4 separate regions of the Homo sapiens genome follow, and regions 1, 2 and 4 are each linked to region 3. Evidence: chromatin loops called from intact Hi-C (ENCODE). Cell type or tissue: CD4-positive, alpha-beta T cell. All regions are shown on one strand. Region 1 has its middle 240 kb from the start of LRIG3-DT. Region 2 has its middle 210 kb from the start of SLC16A7. Region 3 has its middle 42 kb from the start of ATP23. Region 4 has its middle 230 kb from the start of LRIG3-DT.

Region 1 (5,000 bases), 1.2 Mb before region 3:
TCAGTCCCATCCTCTAAGAAATATACACTGGGAGATTCTAAGTAAAGCATAGAGAAGAACAGCAATTATAATTTTTTTCACTGTTGCACTAAAATTAAAACTCATAAAATCACTTAAGATTAGGGAAATTAGCAAAATTGAATAAGTGTGTCCATAAACACAAATTTTCATTTGCTGTCATATTCATGTTCTCACTGAACAAAGGAGGAAAGAGAAAAAATGTAATTCTGTTTTCTACCTAAAAGCTAAGAATTTATTTTTCTTTTTTTCCTTGCACATAAGTGCATCTTCCTTTTAAATGCCTCATATATAACAGGGTCACTCTACTTATGAGCCAATAATGTGGAGATTATTAGTCCATATTCCCCAGGTGTTATCTAGGGCAGTGATGCTGTAAAATGGAGATGGGAGCCATACATTGACCCTGTTAAAGATAATAATTCAATGATTTACAAGATACGTCACAATGAAATCAACTGAATTCATTGTCTCACTAAACAATGCAAACAGGGTTAAAATATTATCCTCCAGTGATTTGAGCTTGCATTGTCCCCATTACAGCTGCATTATTGGGGCTTCAAAAGTCATATGCAGGTATACGTAATTGATATTATTAAAACAGAATATCAAACCCTTAGTTTTTACATTACTTGTACAATAGAATCAGAAATCAATTGAGTGCATTTCATTTATTTGCAGAAAATTTACATGCAGTATTTTTTTTCTTCTATTTCCAACTTATCCAAATTGACTTTCATGACTTCTTCCCAGTAAATCTAACATCCACTTTAGTTGTAAATGCAGTCTGCTTATCCACCCTTAATTCACCACCCCAGCCTCCACGCTAATCTCTCCTCACACCAAGATCCCTGCCCAGAAAGTTCATTAAGTGGCCTGGGAAAAAAAGTTTATTACTGAAAACGATAAGGGAGAACTTCCTTTCTCATACCCTGGAAATGTGCAAAATAAAGGATGATGATGAAGCAGCAGCAATGCTTTCAAAATGCAGATGAAGGGTCACTTCTATTCAGTTTGTCCTGATTAATAGATGCATGAATCATGATTCATTTTATTCGTGACTGTTAAAAGTATATTTTAGATCATAGTACTATTTTGTTTAAAATTCTTCAAGAGCTTTTCACTGCAACCAAAAGAAAATACAAACTACTAGGCTGACTTCCCTGATTTTATCTCTCTCTTATTCTTATCCCTTTCACTAATCTCTAGCCACTTTGGACTTTGTACCTTAAACATGTCAAGTTTTTTCTCTGTTGGGCTTTTATACTTATTGCTTTATTTGCTTCACACACTCCTCCCCAAGATTTTTACCCTCTATCATTTTCTTATCAATCAACTGATAACTCAGAGAGCATTTGCTAATAAATCTACCTACAAAGCAGCCCTCTTGTCTCTATAATATTATCATTTTATCTGTATCATTGCACAGCACCTAAAACTGTTCTTTTTACTTGGTTACATGCTTATTTTCTCTTTTTCCTGGCTAGAGCATAAACTGTTTAGAATAGGGACTCTGCTCCAGTCATGCCAATGATTAGTAGGTGTTCTATATATATTTGCTTACTAATTGTTGATTTACCCCTCAATACTACAACTACTCTCATGCTTTCCTCCCCAGTTATTTTCTTGATTGTACTGAAAATCATCCAGTAAGTGGCCACACTGAGATAAAAATCCAGACGGAATCTAGAGTACTGACTCTTAAAGATAACATTATGGCACATTTTTAAGAGTAATACAAGGGAAATGGAGTGAATATTGCAGTATTTATGTCTATCAGCACTGTCCCTCTGAATTTTCTGCAATGATGGAAATGTTCTATAAATCCAGCTGTCCAATACAGTATCCATTAACATATGTGGCTACTGAGCACTTGAAATGTGGCTAGTCAAACAGATAAAATGGGGTTCTTTGGGTGTAGACCCCCATAGACGTAAATATTAGGGCATCTGAAGGCAAAGGGGCTAATTATTTCTTAAGGCTAACTAGTACTCTACAGAATAAATAATAATAGAGACATAAGAAATATAATATAGCAAGTTAGAGAACCAACCATTTAGACTTTAAATGCTAACTTTAGGTTGATAAAAATCATTGGTTCTATTTGAACCACGAGAGCACCTTTCTCCTTTTCAAATTTGACTGCTTTTAATTACTAGAATCTAGGTTATAAAAGTTGTTAGTATTTCTATAACCTGAGTTTTTGTATCACAAAATAGTATTAAATTGTCAAGATCATTATTCTATTTTTATACAGACAACATAAGAGAATACTTAATTATTCCCTATTACTGGAAAAAAGGTAAATTAATTTTTAATGTATTAAAATAAGAACAGGAAGAAGGAATTTTATTTCTAAATAATTAGATGGACATTGTTAAATAATTTTTATTCAGTATTTGCTGATAATAAAATCATTTAAGGAAATATGTTCAATACTTATCTGTAAAAATTGGACATTCTTTTGAATATTTTCTTCTGCAATTATTTTGAATCAACCTTTAATGAGAGAGTATATTTTAATGCTAATATCTTCTTCGTATCACACATCCAGTAGGTGGCAGTCTTTCTTTTGAATTAAGAACCCAATAGAATAAAAGTAAGGATGGACGGATAGATGAGCTAAACAAACCCCATCATTCTAAAATGTACTGTGCATTTTCAGCTAAATGGTGAAATGAATATCTGGTCTTCCAATCCAGTAGATTTTGCAAGACTTGAAGCTGAAGTAATGCCTTGTTGTTGACAATAATATAGGTCACCGGGACACCTGGGAAAAGGGAATAACTAGGTTGTCTGGTCTGACTGGAAATTATTGCAGAGCTCTGTCGTGTTTTCAGTGCCTCAGGCCATAGGACAAATTTGTAGCTGATCTGGGAGTAAGTTCAAGAGTCAAGATGATGCCAAAATATAATTTTTTTCATCAAATCTCTCCTGAAGCTGTAAGAAAATAACAGTGATTTAAGCTTTTCATCTCTTTTCATTATCCATTTTTAATGTCATGGAGACATGACAATACAGCAAAATAAAAATGTATAAAGAGATAAAAAATAGCAAACAGTGAGTGCCACATACTGCCTTTTGAAGAGTTTAAAGCACATTTATGGATATCATCTCACACTGAGAGATGATATTTAATTTTTCAAAGCCTTACTGAGTAACTTTAACAATATTTGAAATATATACAATTGGTTACTTTTTTCTGTCTGAAAGAAATCAACATTCTACTCATTTTTTCTTTCTTACTGTTCCTACTTCAAACTTGGTTGGGTTGTAGTTTATCTTTCAGAAGGGGAGGTGCATAAGTATTTCCACCTTTATAAGGGTTGGTTTTTTGTTCCTAACACCCCAGATTTCATGTTTGTTTCATTTTGTCTATCTCATTTCTAAAACATTCTTTCTGGAGTAAGATAAGATAAAAATCAATAATTCAACCATTGTGGTTAGATGGCCTACCAGCCTTCAATTCCCAACACATTGATCACACAAATCCCTTTCTTCATGTACTTAGTTTTTTTTATTATTATTGTTCACTAGACCATAACACTGAGGTCCCTCTGGTGAGAGATATGTTTTACTCATTGTTATTCTACCCACAAGGTCCAGCATAAGACTTCTATATGGTAGGCATTCATGCAACATTTATTTAATGATTGAGCAAATTAATGAATATTAAATCAAATTTTACTTTCCTTTGGGTTTATGCCATGTAAAGTTTCTAAATTTTTTCCCATAATATGTAGGAACTCATTTCCGTACTTCAACAGCTAACATTCCTAATACTGAATATTTCTGTTAATGTTAACTCCAAATTTTTTCTGATAACAGTAATGCCCTAAGCTCTTAACTTTTTCTATAGACACCCCTTTAACTGATTAAAAAAAAAAAACTTCATGAAGCAAGTAAATACATGTTTCATGTCAATTTTACTACATCTTAAGCCACTCTTTGCTCACAAACTGGTTCCACATGGTTGCCGGGAGAAGAAAAGAGAGCAGATAAGGTAGTCAAGGATTAAATATCCCAATAGCCAAGTACCACAGGGCATGCTACAATGTCAGAGGGGCCCAAATTCTGTGGTAAGTCAGGAGTTCAGATATACATTTCTGGAAATACAAAAAGGAATTTTTAAAGCTACTTCCCAAATGTTCAAATAAAATTAATAAATTATTACTATAAACCCAAGAACCACTTACTCTTCAGACTATATTTCATTTCTCACCAAGTTTTCTCTGTTAAATATGATTACCTTGTCCAGTTTAACCTCAAAAACTACCTTTCTAGATTTTAGTATTAATCATTATTACATTAAAAATCTTTCATTATTGCCATCTCTGTTCGATCTTCACATAGTTAAGTTCATGCCTGTTCAGCCTCTGTAAACAGAAAACTATGGTCTCCTATGAGTATCACTCTAGCTTCCAGTGTACAGAAAGGAATTCATCCTTGTAGTAAAACTTCTAGTTCAGTTTGTTTTAATACATAAACGACTCATTATTTAATATTCTCTCCTTTGTTACATACTTCTAGTCTTGACTCCTTCATTTGGACCCTGTGTTAGTTCTGAAAAACAACCTTTCTGCTATTTGTTTCTTCATCTTGATCTGTCTCCAAATTACTAACCTCTTGACATCAATTTTGCTATAAAGAAGTCAATAACATTTGAAGGGAATAGCTTAAGCATATTACGACACACATATTGAGTATCTGGGAAATATTATAAGATTTAGCTGTAACACATTCATGGAACATCTACTATTAATATTATTAATATTATTCAGATCAATGGCTTTGATTGCCATTTGTATGGAGATGATTAGTGTAAATCTCTCTTCTGGATTCCAGTCTTCACGTACCAAAGTTTCTGAGATAGTTATACAATTAGTTCCAATTGTATTCATCTTTTTTTGGTTGTGGGCTACACAGAGTTGAAACAGTTAAGTTTTAGATTTGTTAACATAAATGTCTTAAGCAATGGCAAA
Region 2 (5,000 bases), 1.8 Mb before region 3:
TTTAGCATTTCGTTTCTAAGCATTACTTTGGGATCAATTTCAGGGTTTGGGTTTTGTCAATAGAACAAAGTAAGTTGTGTTACACTAATTTTCTAAATCTTTATAAACCCATGGTCACTTTTGCTAAGCATAAAAATATTAAAATCTCATTTAATGTCATTTGGAATTGCAACTAAATATTTGAATAGATTGACAATTTTGAAAACTTTTTCCAATTAATTGGCTTCTGAGGATTCCAATATACCTCTCTCCATGCTCATTCCCCTCATATATTGCCCTTGTTAACTCCAGAGCTTGCATGTACTTACCTAATGTTTTTATATCTCTGACCCAGAGGGAAGCAAAAATAAATAAAGAATTAGAGTAATTGTTCAAATTATTCTAACCAAACTTTTTCTTTGGTTATTGTGGTACTTAACATCTTCACCCAGTAGATCTCCTCCTCATTTCTGATAACCTAACCTGGCCCCTGACCCCAGGGGTGACATGTGACCCAAGTTGAGAGATTCAAAATCTATAAACTGGCTTCAAGGCATTGGTCCAGGGGTAGGCATAATAATACAAGAAGGGACAATAATAATCACTTCCCTGGCTTTTTAACTAGAACATGTGTATGTGTTAGAGTTGGAGTTATTATGTACACGTGCATGTTTAGAGGATGGTGAATATCTCTTTCTTCTATGGATATAGAGTTGCAGGAATATAGGCCCAGAATATATTTACCTGTCACACAGACAGAAAGAATAAGCCTGCATACAGAGAAAAGCAGAGATAACAGACAGCAGACTATCCTGAGAGTGCCAAGTTTCAATATTCCAGAGATGCCCTGAGGCTTAAAATTCTTCCTTCAATTCTGTGAAGTACGCTAATATCTTGTATATATACGTGTGTGTGTGTGTGTGTGTGTGTGTGTGTATGTGTTTGTGTATTTGCTTAAGATGGATTGAACTGAGTCCCAACCATTTACAATTGTAATGGTCAATACAATTGCTAAGAATCCCAGCTTATTATAATACAGTTATGTGTCACTTAGCAATGGAAATATGTTCTGAGAAATGTGTCATTAGGCAACTTCGTCACTGTATGAACATCATAGAGTGTACTTACACATACCTTGATAGTATAACCTACTACACATCTAGGCTATACGGATAGCCTATTGCTCCTAGGCTACAAAATTGTACAGAATGTTACTGTATTGAACACTGTAGGCAATTATAGCACAATGGCTTTTGTGTATCTAAACATATCTAAACATAGAAAAGGTACAGTAAAAATATGGCATGAAAGATTTTAAAAAGTGGTATTCCTATATAGACCAGTTCCATTATAATCTTATAGGACCACCATCATATATGCAATCCGTTGTTAACCAAAATGTCATCATGTGGTGCATGACTGTGTGTGTGTCAGTGTGAGGATGACTGCATCTATTATGCTTTTATTAGTGATATATTTGGACTTCTTTTTTCTCATATTAGTTTTTTAAAAAGTATTCTTTAGCTAATATGTTATATAAAAAACCTGTGAGATAATAGAACTTTGGAGAAATATGTGTGATTACACTGTTTTCCTAATATAAATATACAACTTGACATATATTTTTCTTAAAATAGTATTCAAATGATTAGTATCATATAATCAAGTTTTCAATTTAATTTTCATTTGCTAGAACTTCAAGCTAATATTATATCAAATTAACAACACCAAGCTTAAGATTGGCTTTTTAATTTTAACATAAAAGTTATGTAAACAAAATTTATAAGGAAAATTCTGTGAAGTGGAAAATGGGAAAAACTGCTTTAAATAGATTTTCTTATAATTAACTTGAAAAGTAAAATATAATAACAAAAGTTTAACTTGGTGATAGTGAATATAATTATGCTTTATATTTATTTAGTTGTTCTTTATATTTATTCTTTAAAATAGGAAATGATTATATTCATCTCAACTTAGGGTAATGAGCAAACATAATTTTAATATAGTGCCTTTCACATAGAAGTCAAGAAGCTTGATATGATGATAATGACAATTATATTTTTAATTTGAATCTATGAGACATAAGTTATCTCAATTAAAGCAAATTGGAAATGAAGAAATATAATCAATAGAAACGTAGTAACTTAATGTCATTTTTTTTTTCAATATATAGCAGCCATTTTGCCTCTCAACCTAGCAGCTCTTCCTCTCTGGCATAAAATCTCAAATTTCCTTCAGGAAAATATCCTCCATCCACACTCAGATCACAAGGTTCAGGAGGGTCTTTGTCACAGGCTAAATCTCTGCATTTGAGATTTAACCTGGCCAAGGAAAGCCCGGAACTTCCTTAGACACAGGGATTGGTTGAATGATGAGTATTTGGCCAACTATATTGAAGCAGAATTCTGGGGCTTGTGAGGAGCCACTAGGACAAAATGCTCTCTGTTTTGCTAGACTTGAAGCTATGATCATATATGTAAGCCTGGAACAATTGACAAACATTTTGAAACTATAAGAAGTCTTAGAATGTAACCTGTATAGAGGAAATTGATACTGAGCAATGGAAATAGACTCAGTCCTAAAGACTTAAGTTGAGATCCTTGAATCAAGTGGCACGTCAAGTCACTTCTGAGGAAGAAATTTCTTTTACTTATCTAACTTGGGTGCATTTTTTGTCAGAAATGGAAGAGTGTGTACTTATAAACTACACCTGGAGTTGATTTTTTAATGTTTTATAGATGTTTATCTAATTCATATTACTAGTTAAATGAAGCATAATCCTATATAATTTTACTGTCAATATTCCACACTGTAACCTAAGTTGAGACTTCAGTAAATTCTCAAAGATAATCAGTATGGATGCACAGTCATCTAGTGCATGCTCAGCACTTTATTGATAATTTTTTTAAGGATGAAAGCATGATGCTTGCTGTTAAGAAAGTTATAGTATATTTTTGAAGGAAATAAAGATACATTAAGCAAGAGCTGCTCCCTGTGTCTTATAATTAAGTGCTCTGATTACGCACTTCCCCACTGGGTCTCTGCACCTTACCATAAAAATTACACGTCTCATCCACTAGAGGGCCGAATACAAGCAACTCTTTGGTCAGAGTAGCATAGTAAATTTAGAATTTAGTGATTAGACAAAGGACAAAATCTAGGGAGATTATTAGCAAGAAGAGGAAGATTATTTGCTAACAGAGGATGAAAATACTTGAGCTTGATTTCTATGTTAATGGATGATAAGATAGGAATTTGCAGGAGGAGCAGGGGACATTTCATGAGGAGCAAACAGCAAATAGTCCCTAGGCATTTTGCACATAGCCATTCTACACTTTATAAAGAAGAAATTTTGTTTTCTGATGTGTTTACGTAATTTTCCCTATTTCAAATACAAATGTAGATTATCTTTCTGAGCCTATGATGATTTTATTCAAAATTTAGAATGTGTGCAATTAGATTTATTAGAAGAATTAAGTGTCAAGCTTCCATCTTAAATCTTATTGCAAAAAACAATAACTCAAAATCATGGACCAAATCTTAGTAAGTAGGAGTTCATCAGGTCAAGAAATGGGAAAGAGCATTATAGGCTTATGAAACAGCATGAGGCAAAAAAAGGGCAGACTTATGAAAATAAGGAGACACATATGTCTATATTTTAGAAATTATAAAAGGATTTATTAAGAAATAGGTCTGGAAAGCTAAGTAGTGATACCTAATGAGGAATTTTCATACCATGCTCTTGATATTGATCTTTTTACTTTACAAAACAAAAAATTCATTGAATATTTGGAACAGTGGTGGTAATTTGATAAGAATCTAGGTAGAACATGAAGGTTAAATAGTCATGAGGAAAATTTGAGTGAAAGATTAGATATGGCATATTTATGGGATATAAAGAACTAGGGGATTAGATATAAAAAAATAGACTGTAGACCTATGTGAATTAGAACAGGGACTACAGGTGGGGTGTGGCAATGTACATGGAGATGGTAGAGCCCTGTTGATTGATTTGTGACATTTGTATTGTTTTTGTTTTCTAGCTTTATGAAAAATAATTGTAACCAATGCTACTTTCTCTTAGTGTACAAGTCAAAGTCCTTTATCTGATCAGTAAGTTTCTAAAATTGGTCCCTATTTCCCTCTAAGATCTCATCTGCTGCTTTCTCCCTTTCTATCTCTGAACACTGCTGAACACTTTGCCCTTTCTTGAACATGCCAGATATACTCCTAACTTAGAGCTTTTGCACTTAGTGTTTTCTTTGCTCAGGATGTTCCTTCTTCAGAAATCTTCATGGCTTGTTTCTTCACCTCCTTTATCTTTATATGCAAATATCACCTAATTTGCATTTTCCATTCTATCTAAAATTGTAACCTCTTTATCCCCCTTCCCTGCACTGTTACTTTCTTAGCACTTATTATCTAACATATTTAATGATTTATTTTTTTGTTTATTGTTTTCTCCACTAGAAAATTATGTGTTCTAAACGTTTTACTATTTTGTTTACTGCTGTAAACTTAGCATTTAGAACATCTCTACAATTATAAGTACTCAAATATATTTGTCAAATGCATAAAGTAATATGTTTTACGGTTTATGTAGCTGTTTATGTGCTTTTAATATTTTTATTCATTTGTCATATATACCACCCTACTACTACCACTTGTGAATTTGGCCAAATTGGTGTGCAGAAAACCTCTGAACACAAGATGCAACTCCCCCATGCCCAGCAGGCCCTGTCCCTAAAAACACCTGCACAAACATACAAACACACTTTCTTTCTCCCTTTCTGTCTAGGAGAAAATATATGAGAAAAATATTTTCTATTTTGACTTAATAGCCTTGTGGATGAAAGCTATATTACATAATGTTTTTTTACCTAATTTTATCTATTAGGTGAAATTCATTTGTGTATATTAAGCTAATATTTGTAGCTTATTATGTCAAGTTCCACACCATGACAGGCACCTAATATTTATCTGACCTTCTCTCTATTTTTCTTTTTGTTTTTTGTTTTTCA
Region 3 (5,000 bases):
ACTCCATACATAATTAGACCCATGTTTTTCAAAACATGTTTCACAAAAGGTGTATGCCTTGCCACATGGATGGTAGTTCTACTAAAAATGGGAGGAAAAGAAAAATTATTTAGCTAAATAAGATTGAGAAACCTAAGCATAAAGTTAAATAAGTTGCATTACCACATAATTTCTTAAGAAATTTTAAAACATTTTTGTGCATTGTGAAACTCTAAGAGACAGTTAAAATTTGCAACATTTCCCATAATTGTTTGATAAGGAAAACTTATGAAACCTTGAATGGTACCAGTGTCTTACAGACCAAAGTTTAAGAAATGCTACATTAGATGAATGTTGAGTGCCCACTATACACAAGGATAGTGTTCATTGAAATATATCCTTTCTTTCAGCCTTGGGGATTTTTTCATCTGTAAACAGATGATAATAACACCTACCTCACAGGGTTGTCATGAAACTGGAATGAAATCAAATATATGCAATGCCAAGGCTAGCACAAAGAGGGCCAAAATGAACTCTCCTTCTCTGTCCATAAAGGCATTACTGTGGGGAAAATGAAATAGTCCTGAATTTTACTGCACTTATACACACCTCTGTATAGGTTTGTATGCCTGGGGACAGAAATGTATCATATGACACTTCATTGTCTGGTTCAGGAGTTAAGTCAGTCCAGCCATGGCCATCTCCCACCCAACTAGATTTAGTTCCTTAACTTCACAAGCCTCCATCCACCACTGCCTTCCTTAATTAGACCTATGGTCCCTCACACACAGTCAACACACTTGTAAAGACCCAGGCATTCAAGCATAAACCAGAAACATAGTACATCCAGTTGCCAAAATGGTTAAGTACTTTTTTAGCGAAGGATCTTAAGCAAATATATATATATATATATGTTATTTAGGGTCATGCAAGTGCTGAACAGTACACTAGAACTGCTTTTAGTTTCTAATCTTTTAACAACACTGCATGGCAAAGTTGATTAAAATAAATATTTAAATAAAATCTAAGTTGAACAAAGCATTACAAAAATGTTTAAGCCTCAAGTGCACGCAGCCACAGAATATGCTCTTGGACATTGCTCCCTGAAAGGGCTGCTATCCCCCGCCTCCTTGAAGGCACCCATGTCAGGGGTTGCCCCATCCAGGGAGCTGGTCCCTAGTTAAGAATATGAGCATGTGTGCGCAGAAAGGCAGGGAACAGCACGAACAGCCACGCTTCTAGAAGGTTCTAGGGAGAGGGCAGGAGCAGCGCAGAGGGAATAGGAATGAGCAGGCAGAGGACCTGGGGTCACGAGACCGTTGGGTGAAGAGGAGCCAGTGGCCAGGAAGGTTCTAGTGTGTTCTGTCTCCCGGCAGCCGCCTGCTTCTACGAGGTCATGCCAAGCCAGCACCTGGGCCTGGAACCAGCCACAGCCCCTTAGCTTTGCCCACCGCCTCCCGAAGTGAACACGCTTCGGGCCTTTGTGAAAATGTGTAAGCAGGATCTCAGCGTTCTGCACACCAAGGAAATGTGCTTCCTGAGGGAGTGGGTGGAGAGCATGGGGAGTAAAGTGCCACCTGCTAGTCAGAAAGCTAAATCAGAAGAAAATACCAAGGAAGAAAAATCTGGTAGTAAGAATGTGGAGGAAGACTTAAAGGCAGATGAACCATCCAGTAAGGAAAGTTATCTAGAAATTAATAATGAAGGTGTGATTGAACCAGACACTGATGCCCCTCAAGAAATGGGAGATGAAAATGCAGAGATAACAGAGGAGATGATGGATCAGGCAAATGATAAGAAAGTGGCTGCTGTTGAAGCCCTAAATGATGGTGAACTGCAGAAAGCCATTGACTTATCACAGATTCCATCAAGCTGAATCCTCACTTGGCTATTTTGTATGCCAAGAGGGCCAGTGTCTTCATCAAATTACAGAAGCCAAATTCTGCCATCCGAGACTGTGACAGAGTCATTGAAAAAAATCCTGATTCCACCTAGGACACAGGAAATTACAGAACATCGGAGAAAGTATGAGCGAAAACGTGAAGAGCGAGAGACCAAAGAAAGAATAGAAAGAGTTAAGAAGACTCGGAAGAGCATGAGAGAGCCCAGAGGGAGGAAGAAGCCAGACAATAGTCAGGAGCTCAGTCTGGCTTTTTTCCAGGTGGCTTTCCTGGGGAAATGCCTGGTAATTTTCCCAGAAGAATACCTGGAATGGAGGGGGCATACCTAGGATGGCCAGAAGGCCTGGACCCAATGAAATTCTTAGTGATCCAGAGGTTCCTGCAGCCTTGCAGGATCCAGAAGTCATGGTGGCCTTCCAGGATGTGGCTCAGAACCCAGCAAATATGTCAAAATACCAGAGCAATCCAAAGGTTATGAATCTTATCAGTAAATTGTCAGCCAAATTTGGAGGTCAAGCCTAATGCCCTTCCGATAAATAAAGGCATTGCTGAAGGAAAAGCAACCTAGATCACCTTATGGATGATGCAGTAATACAAACCGGTGTACCTCTGACCTTCTCATCAAGAGAGCTGGAGTGCTTTGAAGATAATCCCTACCCCTCTCCCCCGAATGCAGCTGAAGCATTTTACGGTGGTTTGCCATTAGAGTATTCATTCAGATAATGTTTTCCTACTAGGAATTACAAACTTTAAACCCTTTTTAAACCTTAAAAATATGTAAAACAAATTTAAAGGGTCTGTTAATTCTTATATTTTTCTTTATTAATCATTTTGGATTTTTTTATTTGAATTATTGGGCAGGGAAAATACTTATGTATGGAAGATTATTGCTCTAATTTGAGTGAAATAAAAGTTTATTAGTGCGAGGCAAAAAAAAAAAAATGTTTAAGCCTCTTGTGATGCACAATTCATCAGTGATACATTAGTGCCCTCTGCTGCTGGCTGAGTTTTCCAACAGCTCAGAATTTCGGTATGGCTTTTCTTTTTCTCCTTTTTTTTTCCTCTCTCTCTCCTCTTCTTTTAAGAACATTGCAGTGTATTGTTTTGGTTCAACATTTTACACATAAATTAATAAAATTAGTAGAATGGTAATCAGGATGCATGGGATTATTTTAAATTATTATTGCTTGTGTTTCGACATCAACGCAAAGAAATTTCTTGATCAAAATTACTTAGAGATTTCATATTGAGCTGCAATCACGGAACACAGCATACATTATTGCTCCTTAATTGTAAAATATTCTATAAAAGGTAACTTATGTAGCTGGCCTGATAGCATATCATATAGGTTCCAATTTTTAATGATTATAAATATAATAATTTACCCCTCATTTTGCCTGGCTTATTTCTTAGGGTTGCCAGATTTAGCAAATAAAACTATGTCCCAGGTACTTTCATGGAACCTATTTCTACTAAATACTTATACTAAAAAATGCTAAATTCTTAGGTAAAAAAAAAATATTTACAGTTGATCTGAAATTCAAATTTAACTGGATTTCCTGTATCTTACCTAGTGACCTTATCTATTCTCATGTGTGCTCTGAATTTCATAATTGAAATTCTTTTCTGTTATGATAATCAGAGTTTATCCTACCGTAATAATGACTAAAACCAAACACATTTCTTTATTTTCTATTTCTTTCCTCACATTTTGTGAAACGCTGAGTAGGTTTTCACATAACAATGCTTAATGCACAAATTGACATAACAAGGTTTGTTAGTCATGAGATTAAAAGCATTTGTTCTTAAAAGAAGAGTTATTTAATTAATGGATGGATTAAGTAAGAACAATCCTGAATTCCTCAACTTCCTTTATGGAGCAACAAACATACTATATAAAAAGCATATAAAAATTCCGTTTTACGAATGGTAAGTTTGAAAGTGAGGCCACCCAGATGCAACATTATGCTAAAGCAGTGATTCTCAAGCTTGCACAGCTGAACTTGTGGAAGTTTTTTGGGATTTTGTGTGTTTGTTTTTGAGACAGATTCTCACTCTGTCACCCAGGCTGGAGTACAGTGGCACAATCACAGTTCACTGCAGCCCCGAACTCTTGGCCTCAAGCGATCCTCCCACATCAACTTCCCAAGTAGTTGGGACTAGGTGCACCACCATGCCTGGCTAATTTTATTTATTTATTTATTTATTTATTTATTTTAGAAACACGGTCTCACTATGTTGTCCAGGCTGGTCTCAAACTCCTGGCCTCAAGAGATCCTTCTGCCTCAGGCTCCAGAGTCGCTAGTATTACAGGTGTGAGCTACTGCGCCTGGCCAGAGAGTGCTTCTTGATTTTAATATACACATGAATGAAACAGATTGATCTAGCAGAATCTGGGCATTTCTAATTAGCAACTAGTTGATGCCATTGCTGCTAAGCCAAGGACCATACTTTGAGAAGAAAGATTTTAGAAGAGACCAAAAAAGAAAAAGCAATTTGTTTCAAAATGGAACTGTATAATGTCTGTGAGAATTGAAAATGCAGATTACTTACCACCACATTACTGCCAGAATGTAATGATAACTGCCACAGAAACGAAGGATGGGAGCGGAGATGAAAGAAAACGATTAATCGTCCTGTGGTGGTGTTCAGTGTGCCATCTTCAGTTCCTTTATCGTTTTCTGTCACAGTATCTCTCACTGGCAAAATGGAATTAATATTTGCTCCCTCACTACTTTTTCAGAATTTGAGAATTTGCATTAGATCATTTTATATGCAGCATCCCAAATATGCAGTAATTTAAAGCATACAAGTTTAGACCACATTAGAATTGAGTTCATAGTTTATTTCCATCAGACCTCTTTTAACCATTTTGGTCTGTTGGAGTTTAAGTAGCAAGATGCAGATTGTGCAACCATGTGGAGCTGATCAAATCAACCCCTGAAAGTGTAATTGGTAAATCTCTTCAAGTGCTTTTGAAAAATTAATCAAGACAGGTTTGGTGAACCTTTGCTGAGAGTGTCATTAGGACAAATGACTTGGTTCCCAATATATTATCATAAAGGAAAACTCCAGCTGCAAATCCCAAGGTGACCCATTTATCTCACTTGAATGGAAAAT
Region 4 (5,000 bases), 1.2 Mb before region 3:
CTGTAGAGCACAGTTTTCCTTATTCCAGCATTAAGAGGCTTTTTGGTTTAATGGCTACCCCCGCCCACTAACCTTAAAGTGAAGCCTGCTGAACTTGACCACACACAGAGCTTCCTATTTATTCCTTCTAAGTGTCAGTATAAAACAAACATTCAACATAAACTGCAGGATATCTGCAACATGAAAAACATACAATAGAAACCGATAATTTGTGTAACATAATGATGAAAATTTGTTCAAAGTCAAATATGTTTTCTCAAAGATTAAAGAAGATACAGTATCCACCAAATAGGAATGAAAGGCTATGAAAAAAAAATCTAAGAAAAAGAGTGCTTTTAGAAATTAAAAGAAAATGATTGGAGGACTAATTAATTGGAAGATAAAAGTTAAAAAAATCTCAGATTTATAGAAAGATAGAACAAAATTCAAAAAGACCTAGTCAGAATCCATAACATCTAAGAAATGATCCCCCAAAAGGGTGAAAATGAACAAATTTTAAAATACAAGGCAAGTTTAATAACTTAATGTTAGTTTTAAGTTAAAAAAAAAAGAAACAGTGTTCATAGCTGAAGTTTCCCAGTGTTCTGGAATATGCTGAACAATGATAAGGTACCTTAATAGGGTTTTCACAAAGTACAGAATGGACTCAAATGAGGTTGTCATCAACTCTATCCTGGAATTTTTCAGGGTCACCAAATAACATATAAGTAGACTACTAGAATATGACTGAGAATTCAGGATTAGAAGAGACAGAAGTAAGTGATTCTAGAAAAAGGGAATAGCACACGCAAAACTCTGGTGTGGACAAATGCAAACTGCCTGCTGTCCTATGGTAATCTTCGGAATCTGTAATAAGCACCAGCTCATCAGGACAGATGTAGCAATCAATTCGGACAGATACCAGCTCTTCACAACCAATACAGCCATACCTGACTAAGTGTCATCCCTGCTGTCACTGAGAGAGAAGGGCAAGTTCTTTAGTTTAAGAAGAACAAAAAGGATGAATAAAGGAAGCAAAAAAAAAAAAGATGAGGTAGATTTGCTGTTTTAAGGCATACGGTTTATGGAGTGAGAAGACCTACTGTGCTATAAATTCCTGCCCTTTGTCCTCCAGAGTCTATCCTTTGTCTATGTATACATGTGTGTGGCGGGGGAGGGGGGAGCCTGGAAGAGGAAGATGAATTAAATATATATTTGATTTTAAGCTCAAGATAAAGCTTAATATGTTTGTACTTCTGGGCAAATGCATTGTTACTTTCTGGGCAAAGACTTCATTTTAAGGCAATAGAGGGCTGATTGACCTTTCAGTGGAGGAGGTTTTCATGGTAAAGTCTCAGGGTTTCTTGAATACCAGAGGGGGCAAGAGAAGAGTTAAGGGTTATAAGGAGACAGGGGGTACTGAAAACAAAGATTCATTAAAAGCTCACCTTGGTTCAGGTACTATAACCTAGGACATACAGATATGGATTACTGGGATGATAAACAAGAAAAAAAACTGAATTCATAAGAGCCATGAGAGGAGTAAGTTTGGAGTGATAGGAGAAAGGGGGAAAAATTAATCTATTCTTAGAAATGACTCAACCCAACAGGATCTACAAATCTAAGGAATGTAAGCTACAAGAAACCAAGAGCTTTTTTACTTCTTATTCATCTGAGAGTTGCACAAGTTAGGTTTGTTAATTTCTAATGAATTAATTGAATGGGTGATTATGCTGATTATGTTTTATTTTGAAATAGTAGTAAATTTACTATAGCCAATTTATTTTTCATATTTTGTCAAAAAATTTTGCTTAAAGTGTCTCTATTTTTCTAATTTAAATTCATGCCAGGTGCAGTGGCTCACACCTGTAATCCCAGCACTTTGGAAGGCCAAGACAAGTGGGTCATTTGAAGTCAGAAGTTCAAGACCAGCCTGGCCAACATGGTGAAACCATGTCTCTACTAAAAATACAAAAAAAATTAGCCGGGTGGTAGTGGTGCATGCCTGTAATCCCAGCTACCCGGGAAGCTGAGGCAGGAGAATTGCTTGAGCCTGGGAGGTGGAGGTTGTGGTAAGCCAAGATCATGCCACTGCACTCCACTCTGGGTGACACAGTGAGACCCTGCCTCAAAAAAAAAAAATTCTCTGCTGCATGTCTCTGCTTCAGTTTGCAGAATCTCAGGCATAGTGAATAAAACTCATTCCAGTTCAGGAAATTCCATTTTCAGGCTGGACTCAGTGGCTCACACCTGTAATCCCAGACTTTTGGGAGGCTGAGGTAAAAGGATCTCTTGAAGCCAGTAGTTCGAGACCAGCTGGGAAATTAAACAGGACCTGTCTTTCCAAAAACAAATTTAAAAATTAGCCTGGTGTGATGATGCACACCTGTAGTCCCAGCTACAAAGGAAGCTGATACAGGAGGTTCGCTTGTGGCTAGGAACTTGAGGCCACTGCACTCCAACCCAGGCAACAGAGAGACCTGTCTCTGAAAGAAGAAGAAGAAGAAATAAATTCAATTTTCAGAAAATGGCCCATTAGAAGTCTCCAATTAATGAAGTGATAAATTGAGTTGTGCATTAAAAGTTACCATAAATTTTATATTTCTTATATAGCAACATATTTCTCTAACTTAGTAATTAGTCTATTGATTTGTTCATAAATGAAATTTGAGACACAAGCAAGGTGAGTTGTTACATGTTAAATCAGTTATTATAAAATCAGGTTTTTGTCAAATTGTACTTATCTAAAAGTAAATAAATAATTAGCTGATCCTTCACACAGTGTTTTCCAATGTCCTCATTACTGTCTTCTGCACAAACCACTAGGGGGCAAGACAGTCTAACATATTAGAGTAGACCTAATTGTATCCAACAGAGGGCAGTAATACACAAACTAGGGAGACAAGTCAATTACATTACATTTCAGCCATTCGCATCTGCCATTTCCTCTGGGGATTATAAGAGGGAGGGAAGAAAGGAAGGAAGGAAGGAAGAAAGGAAGGAAGAAAGCAAGGAAGGGAGGGAGGGAACAACCCTCTCAATAAACAATTCATTGGCTGACTTTTCTGAAATTGTTAAACAAGTGAATTTAATAAACAATTTTTTCTAGATTTAAATAATTTAACTTTGAAGTGAAAAACCATAAGTTAGAAGATAAGTGTTAACAAATAGAAACAATAAAATGTGAAAATCATTTCCAATGAAAGGGAGCAAGTGTTAACAATTTTATTTTTATGGGCAAATGCAATATCATGTTACTTTTAAAGGATAAGTAGTGAATCAACAGCATAAATAATTATTTATTAGACAAAAAACAAGAGCTGAGTATCAGTGAAGTGTTAGACATTCAAAGTCATAGTCAAGGGATTAGCAATGTCTCATAAACATCTTGAAGAAGAAACCTCGGTTATGGGGAAAAGTCAAGAGTCAGAAAGCCTGGGTTTATTACTGACTATAGTATCTGATGGCTGTATGATAAGTGGTAGGTTGGTCAATCTACACAGGCTTCAGTTGCCTCATGCAAAGTTACAGAACTTGTAACGTAAATGGTTTCCCAACCTGGCTGCTCATAGAGGAAACCTTGCATTGTCATTCTCCATACCTTGTGAATTAGCACTGACTCTCCAGGAATGAAACTCAGCAACATCTATACATACATATACATATGATACAATTTAAGATCATATTATACACACATGCAATTCTAGATAATTCTGATGGTCTGTCATTATTATAACTATTGGGCTAAATGATGGTTAAGATTTATATTTTCTCTATAAAATTCTGAGTTGATGACTATTTGTGCATAATTACAACTAGTATTTTAGGATATAAGATATTTTTCTCACCCAGCACTAAACACATACACACACCAAAAACTCCATCACATTAAAAAAAACAAATAGAACTTGACAGAGTTCAAGATGTGCTATCCTAAAATGTGGCACCTTGACATATGGAATATTTTAAGTTGAAGGAATTTGTGAAATAGATATGCAGGAAGATATCTCTGACTTCTCCTTCACTTCTCCCCTAGAGAAGGTCATAGGGCTTCATGTGAGAGGTGGCTTCTCAATACCTAGAGGAAAGGAGCATCCTTACCTCCAAAGACACAGATCACAGGGACACCAAGAGGAATCTGAACAAAAAGGCCCAAGTTCCCCTGGTTTATTACCCTTAACTCATACTCTTTCTTCCTTCTTTCCTTCCTTCCTTCTTTCCTTCCTTTTTTCTTTCTTTCTTCCTGCTCTTTTTTTTTGCCTTATGCTTTTCCATGATTCTCTATTCTTCCTCAAACCTATTTAAAACACTTCCTCAAATCTATTTAAAAACACTCAGGTTTAATTGTTTTTTTCAGTCTTCACTTCTTTATGAAGGCTCCTGTGTCATGTAAAAAATAATATTAAATAAATGTGTATGCTTTTCTCTTGTTAATCTGTCTTTTGTTATAGGGGCCCCAGCCAATGAACCTATGATGGGTTAGAAGGAAAATGTATTTTTTTTCCTCCCCAACAAATTAAAAAATAAATCAATTAGAAGACAAAGTTTCCAAGAGTTCCATTGAAACACTGGCACTTTTTCATTTCTCCTCAGAACTTTCTTTCTTTTTTTTTTAACTGAATAGTTGTCATTATTACTTTTGATGTGATGTGGCTGCAACTGATTATATGCATAAACACCTTGACATTACTATTATTGTTGTTGTTGTTATATCTTGTATTAGTCCGTTCTCATGCTGCCAATAAAGACATATCTGAGACTGGGTAATTTATAAAGGAAAGAGGTTTAATTGACTCACAGTTCCGCATGGCTCTAGAAGCCTCAGAAAACTTACAATCATGGTGGAAGGAGAAGCAAACACGTCCTTCTTCAAATGGCAACCAAGGAGAAGTGGTGAGCAAAGGGGGAAAAGCACTTAACCATCAGATCTCATGAGAACTCACTCACTATCACAAAAACAGCATGAGGGTCACCACCCCTGTGATTAAATTACCTCCCACTGGGTTCCTCCCATGACATGT

What was found. Peaks named below come from ENCODE experiments on the same cell type or tissue, not always from the same donor. Only the 100,000 strongest peaks of a DNase experiment are listed, where the experiment ranks them.
Region 1: a loop joins it to region 3, with 13 times the contacts of the local background. A loop is called at or near these places in 50 of 110 quality-filtered maps.
Region 2: a loop joins it to region 3, with 14 times the contacts of the local background. A loop is called at or near these places in 3 of 110 quality-filtered maps.
Region 4: a loop joins it to region 3, with 12 times the contacts of the local background. A loop is called at or near these places in 52 of 110 quality-filtered maps.

The regions. Positions count from the first base shown.
Region 1 is chr12:59,162,890-59,167,889 of GRCh38, reverse strand. No RefSeq gene overlaps it. Among named protein-coding and RNA genes, the nearest start is that of LRIG3-DT, 240 kb to the right of the region's middle. In CD4-positive, alpha-beta T cell, a CTCF peak has its summit at 2,531 (motif pointing right); no DNase peak of the experiment used is centred here.
Region 2 is chr12:59,806,573-59,811,572 of GRCh38, reverse strand. No RefSeq gene overlaps it. Among named protein-coding and RNA genes, the nearest start is that of SLC16A7, 210 kb to the right of the region's middle. In CD4-positive, alpha-beta T cell, CTCF peaks have their summits at 2,853 and 3,057 (motif pointing right); a DNase peak (open chromatin) is centred at 3,042.
Region 3 is chr12:57,981,194-57,986,193 of GRCh38, reverse strand. It overlaps the pseudogene ST13P8. Among named protein-coding and RNA genes, the nearest start is that of ATP23, 42 kb to the right of the region's middle. In CD4-positive, alpha-beta T cell, no CTCF peak of the experiment used is centred here; a DNase peak (open chromatin) is centred at 2,863.
Region 4 is chr12:59,148,043-59,153,042 of GRCh38, reverse strand. No RefSeq gene overlaps it. Among named protein-coding and RNA genes, the nearest start is that of LRIG3-DT, 230 kb to the right of the region's middle. In CD4-positive, alpha-beta T cell, CTCF peaks have their summits at 2,621 and 2,821 (motif pointing right); a DNase peak (open chromatin) is centred at 2,832.